Linked DNA regions of Homo sapiens: region 2 is linked to region 1. The links are chromatin contacts, found by Hi-C or POLR2A ChIA-PET in ENCODE. All regions are on one chromosome and are shown on one strand. Each heading gives the region's core, a stretch centred on a gene start or an enhancer-like site at or near the end of the contact. The rest is flanking DNA. Distances are from core to core; before and after follow the strand shown.

Evidence for each region. Hi-C counts contacts between places; a loop is a spot of excess contacts on that map. ChIA-PET counts read pairs that join two places held with the same protein, here RNA polymerase II (POLR2A). Pooled maps may share reads with other maps.
Region 2: a loop to region 1 is called in a map of IMR-90, with 4 times the contacts of the local background. The contact joins the promoter of PRPS1 here to the enhancer-like site in region 1. A Hi-C loop is called at or near these places in 6 of 168 maps with a recorded cell type or tissue (IMR-90, K562, PC-3 and 3 more), 3 of 37 single-sample maps with no recorded cell type and 11 of 50 pooled maps. POLR2A ChIA-PET finds 5 or more read pairs at or near these places in 15 of 52 experiments (A549, AG04449, AG04450 and 10 more).

The regions. Positions count from the first base shown.
Region 1 is chrX:107,571,291-107,577,610 of GRCh38, reverse strand. FRMPD3 (FERM and PDZ domain containing 3) reads right to left here. Exons shown (of 15, transcript NM_001388459.1): 13 at 1,152-1,296. Among named protein-coding and RNA genes, the nearest start is that of FRMPD3-AS1, 29 kb to the right of the region's middle. Within about 2 kb of position 2,755, at least 4 of the 41 ENCODE cell types and tissues checked have a DNase peak (open chromatin) inside an H3K27ac peak, as active enhancers do; they include IMR-90, PC-3, PC-9 and 1 more, where a contact is called at or near this core.
Region 2 is chrX:107,624,892-107,630,849 of GRCh38, reverse strand. PRPS1 (phosphoribosyl pyrophosphate synthetase 1) reads right to left here and starts at 2,340. Exons shown (of 7, transcript NM_002764.4): 1 at 2,100-2,340. The coding sequence starts at 2,221. RefSeq lists a silencer at 2,453-2,502.

The DNA.
Region 1 (6,320 bases), core at 1,506-4,005:
AAGGCGGGATCTCGGCTCACTGCAACCTCTGCCTCCAGGGTTCAAGCGATTCTCCTGTCTCAGCCTCCCGAGTAGCTGGGATTACAGGGACCTACCACCACACTTGGCTTTTTTTTTTTTTTTTTTTTTGAGACAGTCTCACTCTGTCACCCAGGCTGGAGTGCAGTGGCGTGATCTCAGCTCACTACAACCTCCGCCTTCTAGATTCAAGTGATTCTCCTGCCTCAGCCTCCCAAACAGCTGGGACTATAGGTCCACACCACCACGTCCAGCTAATTTTTGTATTTTTGGTAGAGATGGGGTTTCACCATGTTGGCCAGACTGGTCTCAAACTCCTGACCTCAGGTGATCTGCCCACCTCAGCCTCCCAAAGTGCTGGAATTACTGGTGTGAGCCACCATGCCTGGCCTATTTTTTGTATTTTTTTTTTTTTTTTTTTTTTTTTTTTAGTAGAGACAGGGTTTCACCTTGTTAGCCAGGCTGGTTTCAGACTCCTGACCTCAAGTGATCCGCCTGCCTCAGCCTCCCAAAGTGTGATATGACTACTCAGAAAACCACAGCCTTGAAGAAAGAAATAGTCAAGCAGCAAGGGCAAGTGGGTTGAGAGTATTCAGCATGTGAGGAGAGCAAACTACTGGATGTCAGTCTCAGCTTCACTCATTATTTCTGGGTGCTGGGGTTGGGGAGCACTTACTGCATCTACATGAGCCTTAGGTCTAATATGTGAAGTACCTGTTCTTTGAGCCACCTCCTTTTCATCAGACCTTTATATTCATTTTCATCTTCACTTCAACTGAGCCAGAACACCTGTAAGTTTCCTCTAGATCTCTGCACCGCTAAGTTTGCCTTAGATCCAATGCAGCCATTTAATTGGCTCTATTTATCATGTTTGCTATTTTAATAATACATTCATTGGCTGACTCAATCACAATGTTGTCACAGGTATCCTTTGTGAAACAAGTACATGTGAAGGCCAGCTGTCTTTCCCACTGGGCTGTGCCAGCTAGGATATAGTGGTACAGTGTTGGCTCCTGGCAAATCAGGCACTGTTGGCACGGGGTGAGCACTAAGGCAGAGAAGCTCTTCCCTCCATGTCTTCAGGGTCCAAAGGGCCTCTGGCACAGCAAAAACCAACCGAGGTTGAGCCCTACCTGCCTTGATCATTGGAGGTGGAAGTGGCTGGCTGGCAGGCCTGGAGAAGACCATCTTCCTGGAATCCAGCAAGAGGCGGCAGTACCCCGCGATCAGGCAGGCAAAGTTGGTGGCTTCAGGCCACTCCATCAACAGCACCAGAGGCTGCAGAAGAGAAGGGAAGAAACATGAAGACATGGGAAGGAGGGAGGCAGATGCATTTTCAGAGGCATGGTAGCTAGCAAAAGATGACTTGCATAGTTAAAGGAACCATACTGTCTGAACCAAAAATTGAGGCACATGGCTTGACAAATAGTTTATTCTGATTTGAGAATTTCTTTGTAATAACCTCTTACCCAGGTATCAAAATTAAATCAACCTTTAATTATACATTTAATGAACCACCTTTGCTGAAAAGGACTAAAATTATATAACCTCATGTGACTGCTGTGTAGCTGTATTTGTGTTTGCCAGGGCTCAGCAGATACACAGGCCAGCCGGGAGAGCGGGGTAAAGCTGGGAATTTAGATTAGACTTCAGAATGGCCTAGAACACCCTCGATTCTAAGTCCCTTGGGTGCAAGAGCTATGTCTTGCTCATCTTCACATGCCCCTGTAACACCCAGAACACCTCCCTGGACATGGAGGAATCTCTGTGGAATCAAGTTGTAACTCTGCCTTTTGGGCCAAAGTCTTTCTGGCCTGCAGCTCTGCTCAGAGCGTCATGCTCGGCCCGGCGCGGTGGCTCATGCCTGTAATCCCAGCACTTTGGGAGGCCGAGGCAGGAGGATCATCTGAGGTCAGGGGTTCGAGACCAGCCTGGCCAACATGGTGAAACCCCGTCTCTACTAAAAATACAAAAATTAGCCTGGCGTGGTGGCAGGCGCCAGTAATCCCAGCTACTCCAGAGGCTGAGGCAGGAGAACTGCTTGAATCAGGGAGGTGGAGGTTGCAGTGAGCCAAGATGGCGCCATTGCACTCCAACCTGGGTGACAGAGTGAGACTTCGTCTAAAAAAAAAAAAAAGAGTCATGCTCTATCCCCTTTCCTTTATTTCCCTGTGTCCTTGAGATATTGTTAATTGGTGCTTATTAAAAGAGCTCCTTAGTCAAATATGTTTGTGACATTGGGTTAAATAACACTATGCAGATAGTTTTACTATGAGAATTCATAAGACCCTTTAATATATAGTTGTGCACTGGGAAACCTCAAAAGAAAGGCTTTAATATTCTAAGTTTTCTGAATTTATTAGACCACAAAGATCTATTTTTATAGAAAATCTCATGGTAACAAGGTTGTTGTTGTTGTTAACCCACCTTGGGAAATACTAGCATACATTGTTGACTTCTGTTCCTAACTCTAAATCAGTCAGATTAGTCCTGGGGTTAACTGGTTAACTGCTTCAGAGACCAGGCAATGCTATTCAAGAAAATCAGCACTATTTCAAGAAAACCTCCTAGTATCTGTATTGTAATTTTAACTATGGCTTGACCAAGTTTGAGTCAGACTGAAGTCAGCCTTGGGAACATTCTCCTTGGAATAGGGCAGTGGTTTCCAGATAAAGATCACTGAAGACTGGCTAAAGAGGGAGCCATGGGGCTGTGGGTCACCCAGACCAGGCATTAAGAAATAGGAGAATTAGGCAGAGGAAATGAGGCCCTTCTCTGACCAATGAGGAGGCTACTGCAACAGTCTAGGAGAGAGGTGGTTAGGGCCTCCACTAGGGTGGTGGCTGGTCCAGTGAAAAGGAAGGGACATTATGAAGACCTGACAGAACTTGATCACTAACTAGATTAGCCTTCCTTGGCTGAATCACCATTACCTTGGGCTCAATTCTGATTCCAAACCAGCTCAGCTGTTAGCTAAAGTTGCAGTGGTTTTCTTTTTCCCAGGATTCCAACACAGAGCCTGAGTTGAATATTTTGTAGTTCATATAGGCCAGGGGTCAACACACATTTTCTATAAAGGGCTAGTGAGTAAATATTTTAGGCACTGTGGGCCATACGGGCTCTGTCACAACAACTCTGCCATTGTACATAGTGTGGAAATAGCCACAGATAATCTGTAAACTAAACAAATAGGCATGACTGTGTTCTAACAGAACTTTATTTACAGAAACAGGCAGTGAGTCAGATTTGGCTCATGGGCCATAGTTAGCCACCTGATCTAGAAGTGAAACTTCTTTTTTGCCTTTTTTTTTTTTCAATAGAGACAGGGTCTCACTATGTTGCCCAGGTTGGTCTTGAACTCCTGGGCACAAGTGATCCTCCTTGGCCTCCCAAAGTGCTGGGATTTACAGGCATGAGCCACAGCGCTCGCTGAAGTGAAACTTCTTTACAGCTAGAAACAACTGTATTCATTCATCACACATCTCAAGTTATTACATTTGCTAACAGCAATCACCTTCTTTGGAAATTCTTCTCTTGGCTTCTGTTTCTGTGAGATGTGTTCCGGTTCTGTAATCTGACCATCTTCATCTCTCTCTTTGGTTGGTTCTTCATGTGCAACCTCCTCGCCCTAGCTATATCCTAGGCTCAGTCTACAGCCCTCAATTCTTCTCCATCAGGGTGTCTGCTTTAACCTCTATGCTGGAGATTCAAAAATCAACATGCCCAGTCTACTCCTTTAAATTCTTTTCCTATTGCAGAAATCATATGGTGCTATGTCTATACCACACAGTCTTGTGTTGGATCAAATACTAACTTGAATTCTTTCATAGTTGTTGTACATTCAATTACAATGCATGCCACAATAAGGCATTTGGACTCTGCCCCAACTTTAAGGCAACAAGTTAGTGATGCTCCTATGGAGTTCATGCAATACCATTGGGAGGAAAAAGGAACAGTTTGTACCTTGAGGAGCAATGGCTTTTTTTTCCAGTGAGAAAGGGGCCAGAGACAGGTATTACTTTTTAGTCATTATTAGGAAGGGGTAGAAGGGACTTTCGTACCTCCAGTTAATGAATGTTTCTCAGTCACAACAGAATGGCCAAACTTGCATACAACAAAATAAAGACAAAAAAGTATGGAAAGGAAATGAACTTGGGGGGCAGGGAGTCAGATACCCCTTCTTGCTGTCTTGCTGCCACTGTAGCCCTGCCACTGATGGCAGAAGGATATACAGATACAGAGGTTTGAGTGTAAATGGCGGCTACCACGAGGGCCCAAGACTCACTAGGCTTGCCTCAGGTGTTTTCACATCGCGGCCATCCCTACTGCCACTGCTTCATTTCAGGACCTTATCATCTTCCTGCCAGATCAAAACTCCTCAAGGTACTTGTGAGTGGGTGGCCTGTGTGCTGAGATACTGAGCCTCTCGGCTTCTCAGTCCTATTGCCTTTGGCCGCAAGCTGCCTCATCTGGTATATATGTATGCCTCGTTTGTTTGTATGTTTTGTTATATAAATTGTGACATTTCTCATGATATGGAAAAGGTTGGGATACACTAACCCAAGAACCTCCAATAACCTCTTGACTGGCCTTTCTCCCTCTAGTTTCTACCCACTTGAATCCACTTCACCTCCATATTGTTGCCTGAAGATTCTTTTCTACTTTATTATTATTATTATTATTAGTAGTAGTAGTAGTAGTAGTAGTAGTAGTGGAGATGTGGTCTTACTATGTTTTCCAGGCTGGTCTCAAACTCCTGGCCTCAAGTGATCCTCCCACCTCAGCCTCCCAAAGTGCTGAGATTACAGGCATGAGACACCCTGAATGACCCTGAAGGCTTTTTTATTTTTTTTTTGAGACAGAGTCTCACTCTGATGCCCACGCTAGAGTGCAATGGCAGAATCTCGGCTCACTGCAGCCTCTGCCTCCTGGGTTCAAGCGATTCTCCTGTCTCAGCCTACCAAGTAGCTGGGATTACAGGTGTGTGCCACCACATCTGACTAATTTTTGTATTTTTAGTAGAGATGGTGTTTCACCATGTTGGTCAGGCTAGTCTCGAACTCCTGACTTTCAGTGATCCACCCGTCTCAGGCTCCCAAAGTCTGAAGGCTCTTTCTAAAGCACAAGTCTCATTGTTATTTAAAATCTTCAATAGCTCATCACCTGTAGAAAATCCAACTGCCTTACAATGGCATACAAATCCCTTCAGGACCTGGACCCAACCTCCATCTCCAACCATATCTCCCATTAACTCCACTGGTGCTCCCCTCCCATCACTGTCCCTCACCTTATACTCCAGCAATTACAAATACAGTTCCTCATGTTCCTTCACATCTTCATACCTTAACCTATGCTGTTCCCTCTGGCTGAAATGCTCCTGTGCCCTGCTTTGTCCACCCAACAAGCTGCCATAAACTGGCTAGATGCCTCCTGGAGAACATGACCAAGTGAAAGATGCATCCATTCATTCCAGGACTAGGCCAACCTAGTTCCTGCCCTCATGGAGCTTACAATCGAGCAGGAAATAAGACATAACCCAAATCAAATAACCATGCAAATAAATATGATTGCGAGGTGTGATAAGTACTTTGAGGAAAACGTATAGAGAGCTACCCAAACGTAGAATGTCCTGGAGTGGTACGTGGGTGGGTAAGTGTGAATGTGTGCGTGTGTGACTAATTTGGTTTCAGACACTGGAGACAGCTTTGAGAAAATAGCATTGGCTGACAAATATAATGTGAGACCATTTGACCAAAGTAGAGGCTGAATGGCTGGCTGACTAATGAGCTGGCCGGCTGCAGGGCAGTCTGACTCACTCATGCCCTGGTTGACAAGCCAGCTCAGGACAGACAGAATGCCTAACAGCCTCACATTCTGACCGCTGAGCTGCCTGGCTGGCTGGTTGGCTGGCTAATGGACAGAATTACTGACTGGAGGCTGGGAGAATGGCTGATTGACTTCATTGTCTGACCACTTCAGTTTCCCCTCTTACCCCCAAGATAGCCCAGTGCCAGTAATAAAACAGCACGAAAGCAAAATCCCGTGCACAGAGAGGGCCAAGCACAACCCCAGCTGGCTCAGCACAGCACAGCTCATCAGGAGCCTCTCCTTGTCATCCCCAGACAGCCAACTTGGCCCCAGCATGGGCCAAATGCAGCTCGCAGTAAAAGGAACACAAATGCACTTTTTGCCAAGAGAAAAATGAAATTTTTGCCAAGAGAAAAATGAAATTTTTGCCAACAGGTAAAAATGAAATCAAAAGCAGGCAAACAAAAAGGTTGGACAGGTTCCTTAGAAACCTT
Region 2 (5,958 bases), core at 1,091-3,590, 54 kb before region 1:
TTATTGGGGCAAAGAAAGGTTAAGGATTCAGATCCAAGTTCTCTGATTTCAGCACTTTTAACACCCACCCCCTCCGTGTGTGTGTGTGTGTGTGTGTGTGTGTGTGTGTGTTTCCTAAATAACCAGACAGCCAAGGATGATCCTTATGTTAGAAGAAAAGCTACTCTGCTCAAGAGAGCATCAACCAAGAGTCACCTGGGGGAGCAGTTATAGGGAGCAGTTACCATTTCTTCAGTATAGGAAAAACAAAGATAGGGGGAACTCCATAAAAAAAAATGTGATTATGTTCAATGAAGATTTCAGAATATCTAGGAAACAAGAAGCTAATGATTAAGCCAGAAACAAGAAAATCTAACCAGTCAGCAATTATCCATGTTGGACTTAATAGAAATCAATCAGTAGAAAACTAAGTTGTCCTCCCCCTCTCCTCTCCCAATATAGCCTCAGGTTCTGGGGTGCTGCATTATGCAGAGGGCAGAAGGATTAACACAAGGAGAAAATAAAGCTTTCATGCCTTCACATTTTTCCTAGACGCATAGGAAAAGGATTAAATATCCACAGGGGCCAAAGAAAACCTCTAAATGAAAAACATTCTTGTCCCCTAACTATATTGCCAATCACAAAGTCTAGTCCTGTTTTGTATTCTTTATTAAGGCCCATGAGCCATAATGGTTTGGAAAAATCTAAAGACAGCAGTTTGTAAGCCTCTTTTAACTAAGGTATTGCCTGGTTACAGATGGCAATGTTTACACTATCATTTGCATCACAATCAGTAGCACAATAATTCGGGAAGAAGCTGTCCATTATCGGTGACATTACTTTATCAGCTGGGTCTAAAAGAGATAAGGCGAGTTAAACTTGGAAATCAGTCCAAAGAAAGCAAAAAAGTAAGCAAAAACATTTAGGAAAAAATATTCGAAATATTCTTATCTGATTATTAGGTGAAAACTTTCCCCTTAACAAATCTGTAAGATTGTGGGCAGGGCTCTGATTTAATCGATAGGGTAACAATAAAATACAAATTACACCTATCAGAAACTAAAGATCCCACACTTAGGTGGAAGGGGCACTGAAATAATCAGGTAACCAAGTCATCTCTAAAACAGTCCCATGGTGCCGGTAGAGGGTGTAAGTCGGAGTCGAGGAAGCAAGTTTTACTGGCAAGGCAATGGAAAAAACGCAAGTTGCAATGCACTGTCCAATCCTAGTCTTCCACTACATTGCCTGTCCTCAATTATCTTTAACATTCAGGTATAAAATTGTTTCCTAAATTCCCTACACAGAGCTTAAAGAAGGAGCCAAGTCCAGGATGGACTCGGTTACTGAAAAATACGCTTTTGCATTATCTGTACCACTAGCTGCACTGGGGAAGGTCAAACATTCCAGAATTGAGATTTCCAAGATTTTTTGGATGGCTCAAGCTGAGATGCTGGCTATCAAGGATGCAGAGTCAACGCATCACTTTAACAAATCAACTAGATTTATGGCTCCAATTACTCAGGTAGATGATTCATAAGATGAGAAAAGCCAACGCTTGCTGATCTAAGGGAAGTCGTAATAATTTTGGCGCCTGCAGTATATAATGTCAGTTTCCCTCAACACCAAGCCGAACGGACCAACACCATTTCGAATCAAAAAGCTGCTTATTGGACTCTAGGAAAAGAAAGACCAGGAGAGCTCAGTACGCAGGTAGGCTCTCTAAATGCAAGCTAGTCTAAGAGCTGAAGCAACCCAGTCCAGCCTGGGTGGCTCAACAGCAAAGCCAAGCCACGTGTCCCTACCGCCCTGGCTAAGCGTCGGTCCCCTCTCGTCGCTCTATGCAGCCACTATCTATTGGGTCCCCCAGCCCTTGCCCTCAAACGCAGAAGCTTCGCCTCACACTCCATCTTTTGACTCCACCCCACCGCACGGTAAGAATGAACGTGACCCTCCCGCGAGAGGTAAAATAACGGAAACAGCCCGTGGGGTAGGCTAGTCACAGAGCTGCACCCTCTCCCCCCAACCCCCAGTCTGTTTGAGCTCAAGCGGCGACCCCATCCCTCCTATACTCTGCCGCCTGGGCAGGTGAGGTCTAGTCAGGGTCCCAACTTGGTCCTTACCAGGTCTCCTGGTTGCTGAATTTCTTAGTCACCACCTTGCCTAGCTCCAGGCCCAGGCGGTCAGCAATTTTCTGAGATAAGTCCTGGTGGGAGCTGCCGCTGAAGATTTTGATATTCGGCATCCTGGCCAACTACCCTAAGCACTCCACTAAGCGATCACGGCTGCTGCAGAGACCGGAACCGAAGTCGGCCACAGACTCAATACCAAGCGCTTTGCGTTGCTACTCCGCCATCTTACATTCCCGCCCGGCGCGCGGCTCTAAATTACCCAAAGCGGCGGAGGTGGGGTCAGCGGCGAAGTCCACACCCCGCTGGCAACGATTAGCTAAGAGGGAGCGAAGGGCGGGGTTTGGTCCTCGGTGTAGCTCTGCCTCCTTCCGATTCTCTCAGGTATTGGGTGAAGAGCATGAACGGGGGCGAGACTAACCCATAGCCCGGCCCCCTGTAGCTAGGCTGTTGGGGACAGGAGACGTTGGACTGGGGGTGGAGGGATGCTGGTGACGTCTGAGGCCAGATCGTTCCCGCTAGCGGGAAATCAACCATGCCTGCTTTTTTATTTCCCCTCCCTCAGCGCAGGAAAGTAAGTCTGGCTCTGGTTTACAGTTTCCTTTAAGAAAATCTGTTTATCAGGATGACAGCCACGAGTTTGCATGTTTCTGAACACATTTTTTATCTCTTTATAAGGATGGGGCTGAATTAAAACACTTTTACATCACAGACGTGCATGCAAGGAGTTTGCTTGCCCATTGTAATTGCAGTGTCGCCTTTGCCTGCAAGACAGTTTACATGGGGGAAGTGACTGAAGGCATGCCACCTGAATCATCCAAGAGACACTGCAAGAGAAAGTTGTTTTGTTTCTAGTGCTGGAACCAAGTATGTTGAAACAAGTGAAGGAAGATGGATTTTCCAAACTATCTGGACAATAAAGATCTAACTTTTATAGCCCTCGGAAAGGAAAGAAAGTATAGTGTTCTATGGGACTTCAGATAAAGAGCCCTGAAGGGATTTGAAAAAACCTGGGTTTTAGTCCTGTCTGCCTCATGTAAGCCTCAATGTCATCAGCTACATGTTGCTAATGTGGCCTTTTACACCATGTTTTATTATTTTTATAGCGATACTTGTTAATTGGACCTAAGTGAGCCTTTATTCTTGCACCATGTTTCCATTAAGCATATTTTAAGCATGGGTTAGGAGAAGATAAAAATCATACAATTCTGGAATCAAAAGTGACCATAGTGCTCATAACTACCAAATGTAAAAATAGAAGGGACCTCAGAGATCATATAGTCGTTTTACATATGATAAAACTGAGATGGAGGTGGGAGAGGGATTTATCTAAGTGGCAAAGGCAGAAAATACTCAAAGCAGCATCCTGTCTTTGTCTTACTGCTATTTTCAGCAGTGTCCATGGAGGACTTCTCCTTCTGACCTTTTTTGCACTTTTACAAGCTCAGAAATTTAATGTAGGCCCATGTATATAGGAATACTTGGAGAAGGAAGTAAACTGCAAGGCAGAATATTAGTAGTCTTCCATCATAGGCCATTCATCAAATATTTACTGAGTGTTCTATTGCATGCAAGGCAGTGTGCAAGGCGTTGAGGGGACTACAAAGTATTTGCCCCAAGGGATTCGTTCATTCAATAAATATTTAGTGAACATTCTTTATGTGCTAGGCCCTGTGTATTGGCACAAGAATACATTAGTAAACAATTAAAAATACCCTGCTGTCATGGAGTTTACATTCTCAAACAATAAACATGTAAATAAGCAAAATGCATAGTATGTCAAATGGCAATAAGTGTTGTGGAAAAAAAAATCAGGCAAGGAAAGTGGGATAATGTGCCAGAGTGTAGAGGAGAGGAGTACAATTTTAAGTAGGGTGGTCAGAGAAGACCTGTCTTGGAAGGTAACATTTGGGCAAAGACCTGAAGGAGGAAAAAAAAAACAAAAAAATGAGCCATGTTGATATCTCGATAAGCAAAGAGAACAGAAAGGGCAAATACCCTAAGGCAGATGTATCTCGCTTGTTTGAGGAATACCAATGCGGGACGAGTGTTGTGTGGTGGAGGTGGAATGTATCTATAAGAGAAAAGGAGGAAAGTGAGGTCAATGAGATAAGAGTGATTGGAGGCCGGCCAGGCACGGTAGCTCACGCCTGTAATCCCAGCACTCAGGGTGGCCGAGGTGGGCGGATCACTTGAGCTCAGGAGTTCAAGACCAGCCTGGGCAACGTGGCGAAACCTCGTCTCTACAAAAAATACAAAAATTAGCCAGGCGTGGTGGTGGGCACCTGTAGTCCCACTGAGGCAAGAGAATCACTTGAACTTGGGAGGCAGAGGTTGCAGCAGTGAGCGGAGATCGCACCACTGCACTCCAGCCTGGGCGACAGAGTGAGATTCTGTCTAAACAAAACAAAACAAAACAGTGATTGGGGGACTCAGGTGGGCACGATGGCTCATGTCTGTAATCCCAGTACTTTGGGAGGCCGAGGCGGGCGGATCACTCGAGCTCAGGATTTGCAGACCAGCCTGGGCAACATGGCAAAACCTTATCTCTACAAAAAATACAAAAATTAGCTGGGCATGGTGGCAAGCACCTGTAGTCCCAGCTTCTGGGGAGGCTGAAATGAGAGGATCACTTGAGCCTGGGAGGCAGAGATTGCAGTAAGCCGAGATCGCGCCACTGCCCTCCAGCCTGGGTGACAGAGAGAGACCCTGTCTCCAAAAAAAAAAAAAAAAAGGGATTGTGGGGAGAGTGCTGATCATGCAGAACCTTATAGGTTATTTTAGGGGTTTTTGCTTTAACTGAGTAAGAATTTTTAGCAAAGAGTGACATAATCTAACTTCCCTTTTAAAAAGATCACCCCAGCTACTGAGAACAGAGTGTAGGAGGCAAGATAGGAAGCAGGAAGACCGATTAGGAGTTAACTTCCAAAGAAAGTTGATAAGACATTTATACAAATAATTACAAAGCACAGACAATGTAATACGCTACCATAGAGAAGCCTGTGCTTGGATAATGTGGAGGCTGCTGTAACAAGGAGACTCTAAAATATAGCGGCTTTAGTAAGACAAATTATTTCTCTCTTGCATAACAGGCTGGCTGGTCTAAGCCAGTGGGATGATTCTGCTCCATGCTAGGTCATGGACACATCCACATTCTAGCTCAGAGAAGAGGTCTAGGCAAGGGATTTCCTTTTAAGCAAGTGAGATGAAATTTATCCATCCCACTTTCTCTCACATCCCTTTGGCAAGAGCTCAGTCACAATTCGCACCTAACTGCAAGAAAGACTAGGAAATGTTTTGTTAGGTGGCCCTGTTCCCAGAAAGAAGAGAGAATGAATTTTGGGTATGCAACTAGAAGTCTCCCATAAGGCCCAAACAAAATGCTCTGCAGGTCCAGAGGTAGAAGATATCACCTCTGCATGGAGTATCCTGGGAAATATTTTTGGAGGTAGAAGCACATGAACTAGGCCTTGATTGATGAGTAGGGTTTTGACAGGCAATGATTGAGAGGAGGTGGATCTCCCAGGCAGGAAGAAAAGATGAGGAAGCAGAGAGAGGTTTTGAAGAAGAGAAAATAGTTTAGTTTTGCTGGAATATCAAGTACCATATTGGGACTTCATTCCGCAGGCAATAGGAAGCCATTGACTGTTCTGGAGTAAGAGCATGACACGATCATAACTGTGCTTTAGGTAAACTTTTCTGTGTGGGGTGAAGAATAGAGAAGAGATTGGAGGCAGGCAAACCAGATTGGGAGAGCAAGTTAGTAATGTCATTAACTATGCCAGTAGCTGTAGGGTTTAAGAAGAGGAATGATAAAGACATTGTGAATCTGAGATTCACTAATCTCAGATTA